Regions from separate parts of the Homo sapiens genome. Here region 2 is linked to region 1. A link is a loop called in an ENCODE intact Hi-C map of the cell type or tissue named here. Cell type or tissue: endothelial cell of umbilical vein. All regions are shown on one strand.

Region 1 (2,500 bases):
TGGGTGTCAGGTGTCCTGGGTGGAGCAGTGAGGGAGAGGAGGATGTGCTCAAATTCCCACAAACAACCAACAGAAGTTTCACCATTAAGAAAAGTGGGCTACGATTATCTGCAAATCACTCTTCTAAAAGACCAAAATGGAGCAGGCTGTCACCCTGGTACTTACCTTTTGCCCTCATACTACTGCCTGGTCAATGTACTTGCTCAAAATGGGCCACTGGTATCAGGAACAAAGCCCATCACAAAGTAGTTTATGTGAATAAGCATAGGAATCCCTGGGGACTGTGTTAAAATGCAGATTATAATGCAGATGATCTGCAGTGGGCCTCAGGCTCTGCATACACAGTTTGGGGTTGAGTGTGGGGTTTCCAGGGTTAGCCAGCTTGTGATGCAGTGGGAGGGACTGGGACCCCGGAAATAGGGCTTATTTCATCTATAAAACTTTTCTCCACTTCCTATCTCCAGGTCTTCACAACTGTGGGGTCAGCCACCCTCACCTCAACCAGGACTGGTAAAAATAGGCTCACATCCTGCTCAGCTTTGATCCAGTCTCCACGCCTCCTGAGATCGAAATGATGTTTCCAAACTTTATTAGCTTTCCATAGCCTTCCAGACTCTCCTGTTGTTGATTTTTACAAAGAAAATAAGCAAACAACTGGAAGAAAGGGAGCTGGTTTACATGGATAATTCTCTTCTGTTAGCTTTAAAATTGTGGTGGAATTTCTGCTTTAGCTCAAAATACCTGCTGACCTTATTCTCCAATTTCAGTGCTGGAAGCAGACCCTTTGCCATGCAATCCCCACATTTGGTGAACGTGTAGAATTGTAGGCCAAGATGTTTGTGTTTATGTCCCAAACCCAGAATAAATAAATAGCTACATGGTATTGAAATCACCTGTCAAAATACCCACTGCAGTTCTGGGCACAAAGAGAAGTCTCTTGGTGTGATTGGCTTACTTGCTTGAAGAATTCAAAGGCTGTTTATCTCATTTAGTTTTCTTTTTTTTTTTGTAAGACCTATAATTACTGCATTTTGACCCTAAGGCAGCCAATTACTTCACAAAAGCCCGCTCCAGGAAACCAGACATTAGCCTGACTAATTAGGCTGACATCACTCACAAACTGCTCTCATCACAATGCAGATGGACCCAGCCCCAGAAGGTCCTGCCCGTCAGAGGTGACTGCGGGTGGCATTGCGTTGTGTGTTGTGTTTTGTTTTTTACTACTTACTTTTATGTGTTCCTTGAAGCCCAGTCCTTCTCCCAGAGTCAGACTCTCATCAAAAAGAAGGGGCTCTGGGACAAACGGGTCTCCTTTATTGCGGGAGAAGGAGGAAGCTGGAAAAAAGAAATAAGAAAGGAAAGCAGCGGAGGTTGTAAATTCTTTCTAACATAGGAAATCATTCTTTGCCCGTTAGGAAAAGGGTTTGTTGTTTCAGCCGCTCAGGCCCATTTCCTTGCCCCTTTTGTCCTTGCACATCTTGGGGGTTAACTTCTGTTTGGGTTCTGCGAGGCTGAGCAAATTAAGGGGGGGAAATGTCCCAAGCATGTAGAATTCCCTCCCTCTAAAGAATAAGACGCCTCCTGAAGGGGTCCTGTCAGGTGGGTTACAAAGTCATCAGACCCCTTCTACCCACAGAGAAGTGGATAGAAAGGTGGCACGTGGGGTCTGAATAGGAAGATGGCGCATGGGGTCTGGGTAGGAAGACGGTACATGGGTCTGGGTTAGAAGATGGCATGTGGAGTCTGGGCTGGAAGATGGTGCATGAGGTCTGGCTGCTTAGCATTCAGCCAAGCCAGAGATCACCAGCCTGGAGGTCAAAATCTCCCTTGATCTTTAAGTCCAGGATGTTCCAGCAATTGAAACAACAGTCTACAGATAGAGAGGTTTTCCAGGCAGAAGGGGAATGGGTGACTCTCTTCCAGGAGGGCAGACTAGAGGGATCCCCTTGACAACACACCACAGGATGCCTTGGAAGACCAAATGATGGTGATTTGGTTTGGGTGGGTCTCAGAAAGCAGGATGTGGCCCCAGTCAGCTCAAGTCAGCTTTCCATAGGGGTCCAAATGGCCTGGGCAGTCAACTCTTTGGACTCAGACCTTACGGTATTAAAAAATTATTCTCACACTTGGTAAAATATAAGGAAGACTTGATTCAGGATGATTTCTGTAGATGTCAAGACTATCAAATGGGGGAAAGAGATGGGGCACAACTCCGAAGGCAAGGAAGAGAGCTAGGGATTTACAGCTGATGAGCAGAGTGAGAGGTCAGTGGTTGGAAAAGTACTAAGAGAATTGTTGCTATGCTGACTTAACAGGATTCTTGCTGAAGGCAGGCAAGGGCGATCAGATGCCAAAGGTAGGGGATGAGGAATTTGAGCAGTTATCAAATTCCTTAAGAATGATCAGGCATCGAGGGTGGTAGAATTCTCTCCAAACTGACTTAGCAGGATCATTGCAACAACTGGGCAAGGCAGGTTGAAGGCAGGACTCAAGGATGAGG
Region 2 (2,500 bases), 69 kb before region 1:
CAGGCTGGAGTGCAGTGGCACGATCTCGGCTCACTGCAACCTCTGCCTCCCGGGTTCAAGCGATTCTCCTGCCTCAGCCTCACGAGTAGCTGGGATTACAGGCATGTGCCACCATGCCTGGCTGATATTTTGTATTTTTAGTAGAGACAGGGTTTCACCATGTTAGTCAGGATGGTCTCAATCTCCTGACCTCGTGATCCACCTGCCTCAGCCTCCCAAAGTGCTGGGATTACAGGCGTGAGCCACTGTGTCCAGCCTGTATCTGTCATCTTTCTAGCATCTATCTATCTATCTATCTATCTATCTATCTATCTATCTATCTATCTATCATCTATCTATCTATCTATCTCTATCATCTATGTATCTGTCATCTTTCTAGCATCTATCTATCTATATCTATCATCTATGTATCTGTCATCTTTCTAGCATCTATCTATCTATCTATTTATCTATCTATCTATCTATCTGTCTAAGAGAGAGAACATAGGGTATGTTTCTGACCTCTCAATTCTATTTCGCTGATTTGTAAGTTTATCTTTATGGTAGGGACACGCTGTTTTGATTACTGTTGCTTGAAGATGGTACCTTTAGTGTCACTCATTCTTCCAACAAACAAACTGCCACAGTCAGTCCCCAGCCCAAGCCCTGCCCTTGCCCCTAAGGGTGTGGTGCCTTTTAAAGGTGCTCCTTCCCTGGGCATCAACATGTGGCTGTATCTCTGTGTTTCTCCCCCTTTCCAGCCTGTCTGCCATCTTTCTGTTGGCCATTTTACAGCTCAGGAACATTTCCATGGTTTTGTCCTACAAGCCCCCATCAGAGGGGATGGATCCGAGCAGGAAAGGCTCTGTTATGGGTTGAATTGTGTGCCCTCAGGTTTCCTAAGTTGAAGTCTTAACCCTGAGGTACTCGGAATGTGACCATCTTTGGAGACAGAGGCTTTACAGAGGTCATCAAGTGAAGGCAAGCTCACTAGGGTGGGCCCTCATCCAGTGTGACCAGTGTCCTTGTGAAAAGGGGAAAGGTGGACACAGAGATATGCTTACAAGGAATGCCATGTGAAGGGAGAAGATGGCCATCTACAAGCAAAGGGGAGAGATCTTCCCTCATGGCCTCACGAGGAACAGCCCTGATGATGCTGGATCCTGTGGCTCTCGCCTCCAGACTGGGAGACAGAGAACTTCTGTTGTTTGTGGTGCTTTGTCACAGCCACCCGAGTAGGCTCCTTGCTCCCCCTCCTGGTCCCTCAACCACAATGTTTCCCCTTTGCCTTGATGAATATTTCATTTGAAAAATGGCATTGGTTGGTTTAAAAGAAAAGTTTGGAAGTTCCTTATTCTTATCCACACTTCTCTCAGACGGGCGTGCTGATGCCCGCTGAAATGATCTATCTGAAGTTACAGAGTCCTTTCTTATGACTCACCATTTGCTTTCTTGGAGGATGAAGAAAGGAAGGAAAAGAGGGAGGGAGACTGGACCCCAGTCCCTGTGAGGCTGCTGGTGGCTAGTGAAGAAAGAGCATAGCTGCGTTGGCTTTGCAAATCAGCACAGCCAGCCACATCTCATTCTGCTGCAGCCTCAGGGAAGCAGACGTAGCCCTGTGTGTAGCTGCAGCATGGCCGCTAGCCTCCTGGGTGCAGATGCCATTGCCTAGCTCAGCACTTCCCCCTCCATTTGCTCCTGGGCCGTCCCTGCCTTCCAGGATGTGCTTGGGTGACTGGTCACTGGGCTTCTGGGGACTGTCAACTCCTAGAGGTTCTGAAGCAGCTGTTGCAAGATTATGAAGCCATTTGGTTTGTTTCACTGTTTTCCCTCCTCATCTCCTCTCTTTAAATCTTTCTTGCTCCCCTGTCTTGCATATTTGTGATGGATAGAGGTAGAGAGAGTTCTGGTGCTTTTGGTTTTACAAAGCTCTGGATCCAATCAGTGTTGCCAAAGATTGGATCGTATCTTCTCTAGAAGCTTTTTGTAAGTTTCTTATGTTCATTATGTCACTTCCCCCTCCCTCCACCAGAAAAGCTTGCATCAGCAAAAGTTGAAGTTGTTGCACGTTATTACTGGAAATGAGTTAACTTAAAACATGCTTGTTTAGGGAACCCACAGAAGCCATGCTTTTGTACTGACTCCATGCCAAGCCATTGTTTCAGTGTGAGGGCCTAAGTCTGCCCTCGTGAAGTCCTCGGCCTTGGGTGCTATAAGATACACAGTCTCTAAAACCCTTTGCTCCAAGTCTCCCTTATTTCGATGACATCTACTCAGAACCATCACTGGGCTTCACCCTTGCCCTTATTCTGTGATCCTGGTAGAAGGGGCAAGGAACACTACCTCAGGAACAAAGGTCACAATGGAGCGAGGTGCTACCCTTCTCCTGACAATGCTGTTATGACAAATGGTGCGGCTGCATCCCACTGTAACTTTACCTACAAAAACAGGCAGTGGGCCAGATTTGGCCTGCAAGCCTCTTTTTTCTTTCTTTCTTTCTTTCTTTCTTTCTTTTTTTTTT

What was found. Peaks named below come from ENCODE experiments on the same cell type or tissue, not always from the same donor. Only the 100,000 strongest peaks of a DNase experiment are listed, where the experiment ranks them.
Region 2: a loop joins it to region 1, with 2.5 times the contacts of the local background. A loop is called at or near these places in 2 of 110 quality-filtered maps.

What each region holds. Positions count from the first base shown.
Region 1 is chr9:96,128,785-96,131,284 of GRCh38, forward strand. LOC112268039 (a long non-coding RNA gene) reads left to right here and starts at 1,079. Exons shown (of 2, transcript XR_002956870.1): 1 at 1,079-1,370. RefSeq lists an enhancer at 1-437. In endothelial cell of umbilical vein, no CTCF peak of the experiment used is centred here; a DNase peak (open chromatin) is centred at 1,277; H3K27ac peaks cover 940 bases.
Region 2 is chr9:96,060,197-96,062,696 of GRCh38, forward strand. No RefSeq gene overlaps it. Among named protein-coding and RNA genes, the nearest start is that of LINC00092, 40 kb to the left of the region's middle. In endothelial cell of umbilical vein, a CTCF peak has its summit at 1,264 (motif pointing left); a DNase peak (open chromatin) is centred at 1,255.